Regions from separate parts of the Homo sapiens genome. Here region 1 is linked to region 2. A link is an interaction called in ENCODE POLR2A ChIA-PET data of the cell type or tissue named here. Cell type or tissue: OCI-LY7. All regions are shown on one strand.

Evidence for each region. Peaks named below come from ENCODE experiments on the same cell type or tissue, not always from the same donor. Only the 100,000 strongest peaks of a DNase experiment are listed, where the experiment ranks them.
Region 1: POLR2A ChIA-PET joins it to region 2 with 7 read pairs; 2 of 35 experiments call an interaction of 5 or more read pairs at or near these places.

Annotation. Positions count from the first base shown.
Region 1 is chr9:130,700,891-130,708,890 of GRCh38, reverse strand. EXOSC2 (exosome component 2) reads right to left here. Exons shown (of 9, transcript NM_014285.7): 6 at 7,956-8,000; 7 at 6,581-6,757; 8 at 5,710-5,838; 9 at 3,999-5,197. The coding sequence ends at 5,117. Among named protein-coding and RNA genes, the nearest start is that of EXOSC2, 11 kb to the right of the region's middle. In OCI-LY7, CTCF peaks have their summits at 1,360 (motif pointing left), 7,439 and 7,656 (motif pointing left); DNase peaks (open chromatin) are centred at 1,360 and 7,640.
Region 2 is chr9:129,958,655-129,966,654 of GRCh38, reverse strand. The region is part of intron 4 of FNBP1 (formin binding protein 1); the gene reads left to right. Among named protein-coding and RNA genes, the nearest start is that of FNBP1, 81 kb to the left of the region's middle. In OCI-LY7, no CTCF peak of the experiment used is centred here; DNase peaks (open chromatin) are centred at 2,334 and 3,434; H3K4me3 peaks cover 2,142 bases; H3K27ac peaks cover 3,359 bases.

The sequences.
Region 1 (8,000 bases), 740 kb before region 2:
TCCACTTTGCCATTTTCTTGTTTTAGGTGAGCCCCATGCCCAATGCCCAGACTCTAGTATTTTTTTCTAGAGATGCACTGTATTTTTTTTTTTTTTTTTTTTTTTGGAGACAGAGTCTCACTCTGTCACCCCGGCTGGAGTGCAGTGGCACGATCCCGGATCATTGCAACCTCCACCTCCCGGGTTCAAGCGATTCACCTGCCTCAGCCTCCTGAGGGATTACAGGCACCCACCACCACGCCCAGCTCATTTTGTATCTTTAGTAGAGATGGGGTTTCCCCATGTTAGCCAGGCTGATCTCAAACTCCCGACCTCAGGTGATCCGCCCGCCTCAGCCTCCCACAGTGCTGGGATTACAGGTGTGAGCCACCGCACCCGGCCAATGCACTGTACTTTAAAAATGCCTGTATAATACTGTAGAATGATACTTTTTTTAAAAACCGAGGCACAGTCTCAAGAGGTCCTGAGAACATAGGCCCTGAATGATACTGTTAAGGGCTTAAAAACTAGAATCCAAAGCCTGGCAAATGCCTGACAATCGGAAATAAATATTGCTTGGCTGGGTGTGGTGGCTCACACCTGTAATCCCAACACTTCAGGAGGCCAAGGCAGGCAGATCACCTGAGTTCAAGAGTTCAAGAGCAGGCTGACCAACATGGCGAAACCCCATCTCTACTAAAAATATAAAAATTCAGCTGGGCGCAGTGGCTCATTCCTGTAATCCCAGCACTTTGGGAGGCTGAGGCGGGCAGATCACGAGGTCAGAAGATAGAGACCATCCTGGTTAACACAGTGAAACCTCGTCTCTACTAAACATACACAAAATTAGCTGGGCATGGTGGCACGTGCCTGTAGTTCCAGCTACTCAAGAGGCTGAGGCAGGAGAATCGCTTGAACCCGGGAGGTGGAGGTTGCAGTGAGCCAAGATTACGCCACTGCACTCCAGCCTGGGTGACAGTGAGACTCCGTCTCAGGAAAACAAACAAACAAACAAACAAAAAAATTAGCTGGGCGTGGTGGTGGGTGCCTGTAGTCCCAGCTATGCAGGAAGCTGAGGCAAGAGTATCACGTGAACCCGGGAGGCGGAGGTTGCAGTGAGCTGACATCCCGTCACTGTACTCCAGCCTGGGGGATAGGGCGAGACTTTGTCTCAAAAAAAAAAAAAAAAAAAAGTAATATTGAGTAATATTGTCATATATTGAATAAATCCCTTCAAGTTCATATATCTTCATTAAAAGTGATTCAGTTAAAGCAACCCCCCAAGTTGCTAAAGGGATTCAGTACCATGTAAAGATTTCAGTTTATTCCATTAAAAAAAAAAAACACAAAACACCTACTGGAATTACACTTAACAATGGCGCCCTCTAGTGGGCCACTGCAAGGAAATAATCACCAATAATTGCTTTTAGATAAGCAATTTTGTGTTAGTTCCACTTAATAGGTAATCACCATTCAGCAGATACTGGATGAACAGCATGGGCTGGCAGGCTGGGAGACACCAAGTGAGGAGGGTAAATAAGCTGACATATGGCCCTGGGGAAAACCAAACCCAGCTACTCAGGAGGCTGAGGCAGGAAGATTGGCTGAGCCCAAGTCTATAGTGAGCCATGGTCATGCCAGTGTACTGCAGCCTGGATTACAGAGACCTTGTCTCTTAAAAAAACAAAACCAAACTTGACTCAGACTCCCACTCTTTGCCATTCCCTTCTCTCCAGAGATATACAGCCTGGATAACCTCAAAAACATGACAGGTCGATCCATCTAAAGCTGCAACACAGCCTATAGAATATTCAATTGTCTGCAAACTCCCCAAAACTAGTAATACAACTTGGGATAGGAAAAACAAAAAAAGAGGCCAGGAGCTGTGGCTCACACACATAATCCCAGCACTTTGGGAGGCAAAGGTGGGTGGATCGCTTGAGCCTGGGCAACAACAAAAAAATTCGTAAAAATAAAAAAAATAGGCAGCGTGTGGTGGCTCATGCCTGTAATCTCAACACTCTGGGAGGCTAAGGTGGGAAGATGGCTTGAGCAGGAGGGTTGCTTGAGGTCAGGAGTTCAAGACCAGCCTGGGCAACATAGTGAGACTTCATCTCTGCCGAAAAACAAAAAACAAAAACAATTAGCTGGATGTGGTGGCTCAGCACCTGTAGTCCCAGCTACTCAGAAGGCTGAAGTTGGAAACTGGTTGAGACCAGGAGGTTGAGACGTGATTGTGCCACTGCAGTCCAGCCTAGGTGACAGAGCAAGACCCTGTCTCAAAAAAAAAAAAAAAAAAAAAAAGCCAGGCATGGTGGTACGTCACATGCCTGTGGACCCAGCTACTCGGGAGGCTAAGATAGGTTCACTTGAGCCTGGGAGGTAGAGGCTCCAGTGATCTGTGATCCATGCCACCCCACTCCAGCCTGGGTGACAGAGTGAGACCCTGTCTCAAAAAAAGAAAGTGAGGTAAGAAGTTGTTTATTGTGTTGTTATAGAGAAGCATACCATTTAATGAAAAAGAGCCAAGTTGTATTTGAAAGTTATCAAATGCAGTGTTCAAAGTTACTACCATTGAGACTGTCCTAGGTTTACGTGGAGTAGTTAGGGCTCTGTCGGAAGGCATTTTGTCAGCCAAGCCCTTCCTCAGCTGTCCTCAGCTCCTTATTATTACCCGGAACAAAAGAACAGAAAACAATGATGTTAAGACATCTATAGCTGGGCTCAGTGGCTCACGCCTGTAATCCCAGCACTTTGGCAGGCTGAGGCGGGGGGATCACAAGGTCAGGAAATCAAAACCATCCTGGCCAACATGGTAGAATGCCACCTCTACTAAAAATACAAAAATTAGTTGGGCGTGGTGGCACGTGCCTGTAATCCCAGCTACTCGGGAGGCTTAGGCAGGAGAATCGCTTAAACCCAGGAGGCGGAGGTTGCAGTGAGCCGAGATCGCGCCACTGCACTCCAACCTGGTGACAGAGCAAGACTCCGTCTCAAAAAAACAAAAAAAAAAAAGACGTCTATAAATATCAAAAAATATGGCTGGGTGCAGTGGTTCATACCTGTAATCCAAACACTTTGGGAGGCCGAGGCGGGTGGATCACAAGGTCAAGAGATCGAGACCAGCCTGCTCAACATGGTGAAACGATCTCCACTAAAAACACAAAAATTAGCTGGGCGTGTTGGCGCATGCCTATAGTCCCAGCTACTTGGGAGGCTGAGGCAGAATTGCTTGAACCCAGGAGGTGGAGGTTGCAGTGAGCCGAGATCGAGCCACTGCACTCCAGCCTAGCGACACAGCGACACTCTGTCTCAAAAACAAACAAACAAGTTTGCCACATATGTGAAGACAGCGCTTGCATATAGTGTCCCTTTTTTTTTTTTTTTTGAGACAGTCTCACTCTGTCACCCAGGCTGGAATGCAGTGGCACGATCTCAGCTCACTGCAAGCTCCACCTCCCGGGTTCACGTCATTTTCCTGCCTCAGCCTCCCAAGTAGTAGAGCTACAGGTGCCAGCCACCATGCCAGGCTATGGTTTGTTTTTTCTGTATTTTTAGTGGAGACGGGGTTTCACCATGTTAGCCAGGATGGTCTCGATCTGACCTTGTGATCCACCCACCTCAGCCTCCCAAAGTGCTGGGATTACAGGCATGAGCCACCACGTCCGGCCGCCTTTTCTTTTCCTTTCTTTCGAGACAGTCTCACTGTGTCACCTAGGCTGAAGTGCAATGGTGCGATCTCAGCTCACTGCAACTCCGCCTCCCGAATTCAAGCGATTCTCATGCCTCAGCCTCCTGAGTAGCTGACTACATACAGGCTTGTGCCACCACACCCGGCTAATTTTTGTATTTTTGGTAAAGACGAGGTTTCACTGTATTGGCCGGGCTGGTCTTGAACTCCTGACCTCAGGTGATCTGCCCACTCAGCTTCCCAAAGTGCTGGATTACAGGCACATAGCACCCTTGTTTTTAAGAATGTTCCCCCAAACCTACATCAGGGCACCATTTTTAGATAGTCATCAGAAAAAACAATGCACAGGAATTCTCACATTCTTCAGCGAGAACTCTGGCGTCTTTTTATCTTTTAACTCTGAATCATCCACAAGTTAATGCTCCACACTACTTCAATTATAGGATGAAAACAGCTTTGCTTTCCCAGTCTCCATTTTTCTTTGCTTATTTTCTTCATGTTTATCTGAGTACATGGACCCAGAACATTCACTGTATTATCATGAATAATTCAGCATCTTACAAGTCACTCTCCAAGCAGGACAGATTAAGGCAGCCCGGTGTGGACATAATCACATCTATGGCTACAAGGAACACGCAACAGAAAATCAGATTCCAACCAAGCAAAAGGCTGCTTGTTTTTTTTTTTCTTTGAAACACAGTCTCGCTCTGTCACCCAGGCTGGAGTGTGGTACGCGATTTCAGCTCACTGCAACCTCCGCCTCCCAGGTTCAAGTGATTCTCCCACCTCAGCCTCCCAAATAGCTGGGACTACAGGTGCACACCACCACACCTGGCTAATTTTTTGTATTTTTAGTAGAGATGGGGTTTCACCTTGTTGGCCAGGCTGGTCTCGAACTATTGACCTCAGGTGATCTGCCCGCCTTGGCCTCCCTAAGTGCTGGGATTATAGGCGTGAGCCACCGTGCCTGGCCTGCTTGGTTAACTTTATTCTTCCAACTTTACCAGCTGCATTCTCAGTCATTTAAAGGATATAGGAATGGAGGCCAAAACAGACCATTTGGAGGTCAGGGATGCCATGTTTTCTATTGGGGCAATTTCATGGGGCACTGTGCCTTGTGAATGACAGTGAGTGGAAGACAAAGGATTCTCCATATTATTCCAGGATGGGAGCCCATTCGACTGTAACACTGTGCACTTTGAAAGAGCTGAAACTATTCCCTAATACCGGGACTCAGCTGGCAACCCAAGGAAGCACTGTTCATCTGCCACCCAGGCTTGGTGTTAGGACAGGAGAAAGCAGGCCTGTGGGCTGGAGGCCGTCACAGGGCCGTCAATGCAGACAAAGGGATGATCTCTCGAGTCTTTGCTGAGCCACATATGGGGACCACACATCACAGTCTTCACTCCTGCAAGGTCCACAGTCCCGTGCTTCTGGAGCACCTCCTTATCCCTCCTGTTCCAAAAGCCTCTGGCGTGTTTCCATCACAATCTCCTCCATTATTTCTGGCTTTAAGATGTCTTTGATCTGAAAAAGGGAAAAGGCATTTGTTCAGAAAAGAAACCAACCATAAACAGACCACCAAGCCAATCCAAACATAAATCAAGCCGTTAACATAAACTTTCTGTATTCCTTTCATGTCTCAGAGACTAAGCGTTACAAGATATGATCTGCTAGAAGCAGCCTAATAAATCAGCAAGATGCTCTGGGATATAGTCGACAAGAACAAAGATATTATTCTGACATTCATCCAAAAGCTGGCTGAAATTTGGGAGAGGTAAGATGTAGTCCAGAGGTTGCTCTCATAAACTAGTCCCACCTGACACCTCCTGCCCCAAAATCCTTAGACTGACACTAGGCATTGAGAATATTGCAAGTTTCTTAGGGAAAGATCTACCAGACACTCATTAAGGCTGTTTCAGGCCAGTTCATACTGACGGATGTTGGGAAAGTATTGGGGAGATGTGCATATTGTCTCTGAACAAACAACAGAGCAGCTCACAGATCAGTGAAGAAGGGAGAGGCCCTGGGGAGAGTACCTGATGTGGAAGGGATGCTTCATAGCAGTACAGGATGCTGGTATCATACAGCATCATCCTCTGAGTTACCAGCGAGATGATGCAGTTCCGAAGCCGGGATATCACCTCTCGATCAGCAAGAGAGACAGGCTATAAGGAGACACAGAGAGGGGAAGGGAAATACAAACAGGACCAAAATACGTGACCAGCCACAGAAATTCACAAATAAATCATTTATGACTCAGACAGTATCACCCTGGAACTCCAAATCAACCAAACAGCTAATTCCAAGGGAGATTAAAAGGAATGGGGCAGGGTGCAGTGTCTCATGTCTGTAATCCCAGCACTTTGGGAGGCCGAGGCGGGTGGATCACAAGGTCAGGAATTCAAGACCAGCCTGACCAACATGGTGAAACCCCATCTCTACTAAAAATAGATAAATTAGCAGAGCATGGTGGGGCACACCTGTAATCCCAGCTACTCAGGAGGCTGAGGCAGGAGAATCACTTGAACCCAGGAGGTGGAGCTTGCAGTGAGCCGAGATGGCACCACTGCACTCCAGCCTGGGCGACAGAGCAAGACTCCGTCTCAAAACAAAACAAAACAAAACAAACAAACAAAAAAACAGAAAAAGAATGGCTTCTTCACTGGCTCTTCGGCTATTACCCTGCAACTTTGCCACCTCCACCAACAAACACCAAACCATTCACTGAATTCATCTCCTTAGAAGAGAAGATAATATGGGCTTCATGAACATACCGTGATGGAAAGTCAAAGTGACTCAGCCTACACCAGTAACATAGCTAAAAACAACCAACTTCACTGGCCACAAAAACACAGCAAAGACTGAGCCCCCTCCATCCCACTGAAAATGGCCACAGTGTTTGCTCACCTCCAGGTTTGCAATGAAGCCCCCTGCTTCCTCTTCTTTGTGCTCAGGTGTTGGGTAAATCCAGATGAAGCCGTTGTTACCGAGAATCACTGAGGCACCACATGGCAAATCATGAAAGTGGGTCTTCTGCCGTTTCACCAGGGAGGGGGAAACCTGGACCAAAACCCCCTGACCTAGCTAAAGAAATATATCACGAAGCTAGGTCACTGCAAGATTGGCGGGATGAATGAAAAGGAGACTACAGAATATACATCCTAAGTATATTCAAATTGGTGTCCTTCCTGTTTATAATTGCTGTCGCCTACATGCATACACATAGTACACATTTTTGCAGAGAACGCTTTGGGACTCAGAGGCTATTCATACATCCCAGCAGAAGGTGACCTTCAATACTCTTCTCTGTCATTTCCCTTTGCAGTCTTCCTTGCACTCTAAGCCAGAACTCATGTGCCAGACATTAGAGAAGCTGAAGCCAATGAGGAAGTGAGCTGGAGCCTCCTGCTGGCCCAGGAGCACTGCGTTGTTCCATGACCCTAGCTCATACCTGAACCCCAAACACTCATCTTGCCTGTGAGATGTGTGCCTCTGGGTAGGTAAGGAGATGGGTGGAGCTGGGTGCAAATCCATGTCTGGTCCTGGCAGGACAGCTCAAGTCCACGTCCTGCCAAGGAAGAGTCCGCAGGACCCAGGGTTGTGAAAGTCAGCATACTGCAGCAGTCCTCTGCCTACTCCATGTACATCAACGTGGCTGTCTGCAGCCACTCCATTAAGGGAAGAGGTTTTTGTTCCACTCAGAAAATAAAAACGTTCACCCAGATAAAGCTAAGAGACTAGTAAATCCTAATTTGTTTTAGGAAGTATGCTCTCCTTAAAATAGTAAATAGCTTCAATAATGCAACCTCGTACAAGAAAAGCAGTGAAATTCCATTTAGAGGCTCAGATGACAGAGCAAGCTTTGCCAGCAATAACATCCACTGGACTGATTGGACGTTTGTCTAAGGGCTGTTTAACCAGACCCAGCCTGCCTTTGTTCCCAGGACAGCCTCAGCCCCAGTGCTGAGCTGCAGCGCCCCCTGGAGGAAGAGAGACAGCTGCACCTCCCAGCCCACAGTTGGAGGGGCTCTTCTGGTGAAAGTCAGTCTCCTTGGAGAAAAAGGATAAAACTTGTTCTTTACAAGGCTACTGACCCATGACCCTGTGAACCCTGACCGTCCTGATGTTACGTTTAAGGAACACGATCAGTTTGTGGGATGCCAGCCTCTATTAATGCTTAGCTACTGGGGTTCTTTAGGCCAGAATTCCAGAGAGCTATGGGGATTCAAAAATAGCCTTGTAGTCTCAGTCAGCAAACAGGAACATCAAGAGCCCGACTTACTTTTCCATATTTCAGGCTCCTCGTGTGCAAAGAGACAGCTCCGTC
Region 2 (8,000 bases):
GTTCAAGCAATTCTCCTGCCTCAGCCTCCCAAGTAGCTGGGATTACAGGTGTGTGCCACTATGCCCAGCTAATTTTTTTTGTATTTTTAGTAGAGACGGCATTTCATCATGTTGGCCAGGCTGGTCTCGAACTCCTGACCTCAAATGATCCGCCCATCTCGACCTCCCAAAGTGCTGGGATTACAGGCGTGAGCCACTGCATCCGGCTGTCACTTCCTTTCTTAAATCTTCCAACATGCTTACCGTGGCTGGTGAGGCTGTCCATGGTCAAGCCCCTGCCTGCCCTCCGTCCCTGTGCCCTTTACCTTGGTCTAGTGGCACTGGCATCCAGCTGTTCCTCAAACAGGGCAAGCCCCTTCACACTCAGAGCATCTGCACTTGCTCTGCCTGCGGCTTGGAGGGTATTCCTCAGACCCTTGTAAGTTCACTCCCACGTTTTATGCAAGTCTCTACTCAAATGTCATCCCAGACTGCCCTTGTCTAAAATAGCTACCTTCACCTACACCCATCCCTCCTTATTCCTTTACCCTGTTTGTCTTACTTCTGGATCCACTCAGTTTCACTGGGACAGGGGACTTTGTTTTGTTTACACAGCTTTCCTCGTGCCTGGAGCAGCCCTGTTCACAAGTGGGCATGTCAGTGAGCATGGGATGATCACCCTGGCACTCTATCTAAAAATCTTATTGATGGGAGATTCTCTGTATCAGATGCTGCAAGTAACAGCTTTATATCCTCAGAAGGGATCAGGCAAGAAAATGAGCCATTCCATGAGAGGAATTAAGATTTCTTGATTGATTTCCTTCCTTCCTTCCTTCCTTCCTTCCTTCCTTCCTTCCTCCCTCCCTCCCTCCTTCCCCCCTCCCTCCCTCCTTCCCTCCCTTCCCTCCCTTCCTTCACTTCCTTCCCTTTCTTCTTTTCTTTTTCTTTCTATGTGTGTGTGTGTGTGCGCGCGCGCGCGTGTGTGTGTGTGTTTTAAGAGAGATGGGGTTTCACCATGTTACCCAGGCTGGTCTCAAACTCCTGGCCTCAAGCGATCCCCCTGCCTCGGCCTCTCAAAGTACTGGGATTGCGGCCTAGGGATGCGAATTTCAAGGAATGTGAAGACAGGATTGCTTTGAAAAACAGATAAAAGATCATTGCTGCATGTGGAGCCTTCTGGGTGAGAATAACCGAGGAACAGTGAGCAGAGGAGTAGCCAGAGAAGGAGGGAGGGAAAATGCTGCTGCTTAGGCCTGACCCTGGCCCATTGCCTCATGCTGCTCAGTGTTACGGGTAAAGTCAAGCAACTGAGCATGCCTCTGAGAGGTAGGCATTTAGAAAACTTCGAACACGTTCATTAAGAAGGTATTTTTACTATGGATAAACTTGGAAAAATAAGCCTTGCTAAGTAAAAATAGAATGTGTGTCCCTTAGTGAACGTTTCTGGTTTCTGGTTTGGGTTTTAAGTGGGGTACGACATACCCACTTGAACAGGACTAAGGCGTTTTGCCATTACGCCACATGGTCCATAGAAATATCCACGCCGCTTAGAGTTCTAGCTCAATTAAAACTGGGAGTCCTGATTCAGACTTGGAAGCTGCTCCTGTTCAAACCCACTACTACGCTGTGAGTTTAGAGGAAACAGGATTTGTCACAGGCATGTTTGCTGGAAGCTCCCTCTTTCTTTGCCCTTTTCAAGTCTTTTTGTTTCTTTGTTTGCATCTGTGGAATCTGAGTTTTATTTAAAATTCCAGATGGTTGACTGTTCTCAGTTGAGTGTTTATTCTTATGTTTTTTTCTACTTTTTTTTTTTTGAAAGGGCTGTTCTCACATCAGTGCCATATTTTGCTCTTTTAACTGTTAATGGTTTAATATCTATATAAATAGCAAAAATGAGCAGCTGTTGTACCTAATTGCAGTGTGAATACTAAACATTCTCATAGCATTTGTGTGAGTTTGTCTGTTCTGTCTGTGATTTCTTGCAGTTCAGTAAAATTGTCTCAAAAGCTTTGCCATTGTCGTTTTTCTTAAAGTTAATGCTTGCTTATTTTAGATTCTCTGTGATTTTTTTTTTTTTTTAATCTCAGCCACCTCTGTTCACTGGGAAATTTCTTTAAAAAATTTGAAGGGTGATTTGATCTGTGTAGACTTTTATTTCAACTAAAAAGTTGAAATAAGTAAGTGTAGCTGTCACCCCAGAAACTATTAGGGTTTGGGTTTTTTTGTTTGTTTGTTTGTTTTAGCTTATTATTATGTTTTAAAAGAAACTAAAAGCATCTTATGACAGCAGAAAGTAAGAAGCATTTCTCTGGGTCTCTAGAGATGGCATTTCCTGTCTCTTTTCTGATAGGAGAGAAAGGAGCTGTGATGACTTCATTCTATGGCTCCAAAAGAAGCACTTTTTATCTTTGTCCGGAGAACAATTCCTCCTTCTTTAGTGCTTGCAGGCACACTTTTTAGACACACACTTGCTCACTGTCCAGAAAAGAAATGTTCGGCCATTGTTGGTAAACAACAAATACATCTGGCAAAGCTGGTTTATTTGTTTAACTTTGTAACTGTTAAAATAGCTTTTCCGGTGAAAGCAGCGAAGATAGAGCTAGAAACAAACCCCAGCTATTCAGGTCATGGTAGGCACAGAGCACAAAGGAGGGCTTTTGTTCCCTCCCTTAATTTCCTGAAGGATCCCCCAGCACGGATAGTTTTTCGTATGTTATGGCCAAATAAATGATAGAGGGACAGGTACTGTGAAAAAGGCTGGGGCTGGGCATGGTGGCTCATGCCTGTAATCCCAGCACTTTCGGAGTCTGAGGCAGGCATATCACTTGAGGTCAGGGGTTCGAGGATAGCCTGGCCAACATGGTGAAACCCTGTCTCTACTAAAAACACAAAAATTAGCCGGGCGTGGTGGCGCATGCCTGTAGTCCCAGCTACTCAGGAGGCTGAGGCAGGAGAATTGCTTGAACCCAGGAGGCGGAAGTTGCAGTGAGCCGAGATTGTGCCACTGCACTCCAGCATGGGTGACAGAGACTTGTTTTTTTAAAAAAAAAAAAAAAAAAGGCTGGAAGGAAGGAAGATGGGCATCACCCACAATCTCCTAAGCCCCATGAAATGGTACGATGATAATTGCAGTTTTCAGGTAGTGGTTTAATAATGTGGGGAGAGGTGTGGCTGAGCAGTCTTCATGAGAGATAACTTACCAGTAAATTCAAGGTGCACACCGTGCCTTAAACACAAATGCATATTTATTATATATTTACACTAAGGAGTGGCAAGGGAACCACTCTATGGATTTTTCAATCAAAATCATCCCTCGTGTTTTTAAAATAAGACTTTTTTTTTTAAGACTCTTGTCTTCAGAGATTTATTTTATATGAAAGTCAGGTGACATGTCCCAGGCAATGCCTGTCATTGTCTGCTGGGCTTCTGTGCATTTCCTGTCTCCACCCACAGCATTGCCCCAAGCTGGAGGGAGCTTTCACTTTGTTAAAACATTCACTTTCAGAGGTGCTGGAGAGATAGATCGTCAACCTCGAGTACAGCTCTGAATTGGTGCTGGGGTTTTCTCTTTTTGTTCCTGTCTTTGAATCTCAAAGTAAAACTTTTGGGAGCGGCTGCATCTCTTCAGCAAACTGCGTAACTCGGTGCTCCGGCTTAGGAAATGGGATCTTTCTCTTCGCAGAGAAGTCACCCGATAAAGACTTTCAGGACCAGAGGTGCCTTCCAAAAAGGGCACAGTTGAGCCCAGATGGTTTGAAATTGACGCTCTGGTCTCTGGGGGGTCCTCCCTGAAAGCGTGGCTTTCAGAAAACCCGCTTGTATTTTCTATACGTTCTCCACTAAGGTCCAGAGTTTCCCTAACCCTGTCCTTGGCTCTACTTCTTAATTCTCCCACAGCCTGGATCCCTTCTTTTCTGTTCTATCCTTATGTCCATTACAAGAGCTGAAAAACGAAGCCCCAAGGGGCTCCCCCTGGGTTTGCAGAGACCAAAAAATTGCTGGATAGATAAAACTGACTGCAAAGAGGCGCTTAAAACAGTGAAACTCGACCTCAAAAGAGAGACAAGAAAACATTCCCTTATAAAGGAGCACTGTTCTAAATCTGATGTTGTCTCTGCCTTCCCAGCCTTTCCAGTTGTCAGCTCCATTTTCTGACTCCGCTAAATCCTAGGTTCTGACGAGGTACGGGAAAAGCTCCGAGGCTCTACCTAGTGGACCTCTTTGTTTTTATCCTTCCTTCACCTGACCTTCTCTGCAGTGCACCCCTAACACCAATGCTTACCTTGTGAGCCAGAAAACAGACAGCACATTCAAACTCAGTAATTGAAGGAAGGTCGGTTATTAAAAGGAGCATTTACAACGTGGCGGATAGAGTTTAGGAAAAGCAGTGAGGATGGTTCAGTACCCTGGAGCAAGTCACAGTGGGGAGCTGATGTTGCCCCCAGGCCTCACAGGGCTGGAGGAGCCTTCCAGGAATTTCACAGATGAGGAACTTCTGAGGTTAGCTGCATGCGGGGCACTGCCTGACTGGAGCTGTGCCCTTTGGTCCAAGGACCCAGCCAACCTGTATCATCTCAGTGAGGAGAAGCTGCAGGTACAGTTTCCTGCCCTCTGATCACTCAGAACATCCTTGTGGCAAATCTCATCAGAACCAGAGGGCAAGGGTTCATGAGATCCCTGCATGTCAGTCTCTGGGGACCCAGACAGGGTGGAGAATGCACCTGGGAAATTTGCAGGACATTGACCAAGTCAGCGATGGTACAGTGTGGAAGGATACTAAAAGATTTAGGGGCCGGGCACGGTGGCTCACGCCTGTAATCCCAGCACTTTGGGAGGCCGAGGCAAGCGGATCACTTGAGGCCGGGAGTTCGAGACCAGCCTGGCCAACATGGTGAAACCCTGTCTCTACTAAAAATACAAAAAATTAGCTGGGCGTGGTGGGTCGCACCTGTATTCCCAGCTACCAGGGAGGCTGAGGCAGGAGAATCACTTGAACCCGGGAGGCAGAGGTCACAGGGAGGCAGAGGTCTCAGTGAACCGAGATCACGCCACTGTCCTCCAGCCTGGGCAACGGAACAAGACTCCGTCTCAAAAAATAAAATATATAAAGGATTTAGGGAACTGGTGATTTTAGGTCACTGAACAAAAAAAAGACACCATTCTCTTAACATTTCTGCATATTTCTAGCACTTCCTTCCTTGGGATCTTTGTCTTCTTTGGTCTCCTGGCTTTAACTATCCACTTTATACTGAAGACTCCCAAACTGGTCTTTAGTACAGACCGCTCCCTAAGCTCAGATCCACAAGTCCAAGTACATATTAGTCTCTCTACTTGTTTGTTTGTTTGTTTTTCGGGGGTTTTTTTGAGATGGAGTCTCTATCTGTCACCCAGGCTGGAGTACAATGGTACTATCTCGGCTCACCGCAACCTCCGCCTCCCAGTTCAAGTGATTCTCCTGCCTCAGCCTCCCGAGTAGCTGGGATTACAGGCATGCGCCACCATGCCTGGCTACTTTTTGTATTTTTAGTAGAGACGGGGTTTCACCATGTTGCCCAGGCTGGTCTAGAACTCCTGACCTTTGGTGGTTCGCCCACCTTGGCCTCCCAAAGTGATGGGATTACAGGCATGAGCCACCACGCTCGGCTAGTCTCTCTACTTGGGAGTCTCATAGAAATATCAGCCTTAACACATGTGAAACTACGTGTATGATCTTCCTCCTCAGACCCACTTCTCTCAGTCTTCCTTCTCCTAAAGCTCAGACTGACAACCTCGGAGTCACCCTGGGCAGCTCATTATTGCACATCTCATCTTATCTCCCAGAAAATCCTGGAAGTTTGGGTGATCAAAAGGTGCCCAAAACCTGACCCCTCTCACCACCTGCACTGCTCGCTACCTACAACCTGTCCAAGTTGCAGTAATCTCCAGGATTGTTACAAAAGCCTCCCACCATCTGAAATCTTTCCTTCACAACATCTTAGAGTTACTCATCGACTCTGGTTCATTCAGGCAAAAAAGCCTACAAGACCCTATACAACTCCCTCTTTCTTCTCTGACCTCATATGATATTCTCCCCGAGGCTCCTCCAGATCTGGCCGCCAGGTTAACACCACACCAGAGCCTGCCTCAGGGCCTTTGCAGATGGCCAGGAGGGAAATTTATCTTTATATTTAAAATAATCTAATAATGAAAACAGCCATGCACACAAAACACTCAAAACTCTTACTCAAGTGTTTATAGCAGCAATTTTCTTTTTCTTTTTCTTTTTCTTTTTCTTTTTTTTTTTTTTTTTTTTGAGATGGAGTCTTGATCTGTCACCCAGGCTGGAGTACAGCAGCGCGATCTCGGCTCAGTGCAGTGCAACCTCCAGCCCCCTAGGTTTTAAGCAATTATCCTGCCTAAGCCTCCGGAGTAGCTGAGATTACAGGTCCACGCCACCACGCCCGGCCAGTTTTTGTATTTTTAGTAGAGACAGGGTTTCACCATGTTGGCCAGGCTAGTCTCAAACTCCTGACCTCGTGATCCGCCCACCTCTGCCTCCCAAAGTGCTGGCCTGGCCGCATTTTTCATAATAGCCCAAACCTAGAAACAACTCTGATGTCTATCAACTGTTGAATGGATAAACAAAATGTGGGATAGCCACATGATGGAATAATCATTTGGCAATAAAAAAGAATGGAGTACTGATACATGTGACAATGTCGACCTTGAAATCATGCGAAGTGGATATGAGGAGATAATGAACACATCCCAGTTACCAAAGGCCTCAGACCATGTCTCCATTCATAGGAAACAGCCAGAATAAACAAATCCACAGACAGAAACAGGCTCCCTAGGGCTGAGGAAGATGGAGGGTGACGGCTAGTGGGTACAGGTTTCTTTTAGGGGTGATAAAAATATTCTAAAATTGGTCGTGGTGATGGTTGTACAGTTTTGTGAATTGCTTAGTTTAAATGGTAAATCAGATCATATCTGAATCATATCTCAAAGCAGTTAAAAAAGATGAAGCGATCGCTGTCTTAAAACATTCCTGTCGTTTTTCCAAGTGGCATATATGTCTTCAAATTTTATTTTATTTTTTTATTTTTTGAGACCGAGTCTTGCTCTGTTGCCCAGAGCTGGAGTGCATTAGCACGATCTCAGCTCACTGCAACCTCTGCCTCCCAGGTTCAAGCAATTCTCCTGCCTCAGCCTCCCAAGTAGCTGGGATTACAGGCACGCACCACCACGCCTGGCTGATTTTTGTCTTTTTAGTAGAGATGGGGTTTCACCATATTGGCCAGGCTGGTCTTGAACTCCTGACCTCATGATCCACCCACTTCAGCCTCCCAAAGTGCTGGGATTACAGGTGTGAGCCACCGTCCAGCCTATTTTATTTTTTTGAGATGGGGTCTCATTCTGTCACTCAGGCTGGAGTGCAGTGGCACGATCACGGCTCACTGCGGCCTCAACCTCCCAGGCTTAGGTGAGCTTCCAACCTCAGCCTCCCAAGTAACTGACTACAGGTGTGCTCACCACCATGCCTGGCCTGTCTTCAAATTTTATACAGTTGTACCTAAAGCTGTAAAGGGAACTCTGTGACTGCTTTTTTTCCCCCCAAGTGAAACTTGTTTCATCTGTGATGACTATTCTTGTTTTCGTTTCCACATTAAGCTTTTTATTCCCTTTTCCTTTTTTTTTTTTTTTTTTTTTTGAGGCAGAGTTTCACTGTGTCATCCAGGCTGGAGTGCAGTGGTGCAATCACAGCTCAATGTGGCAGTGTCAACCTCCCTGGACTTAGGTGATCCTCCCACCTCAGCCTCCAGAGTAGCTGGGACTATCAGTGTGTGCCACCACATCCAGCTAATTTTTCTATTTTTTTGTAGAGTGGGGGGTCTCACTGTGTTGCCCAGGCTGTCTTGAACTCCTTGGCTCAAGCGATTCTTCTTCCTCAGCCTCCCAGGGTTCTGGGATTACAGATGTGAGCCACCGCACCCGGCTACCCCTTTCAACTCTTAAATTTCTTTGGAGCATACATACTAGAG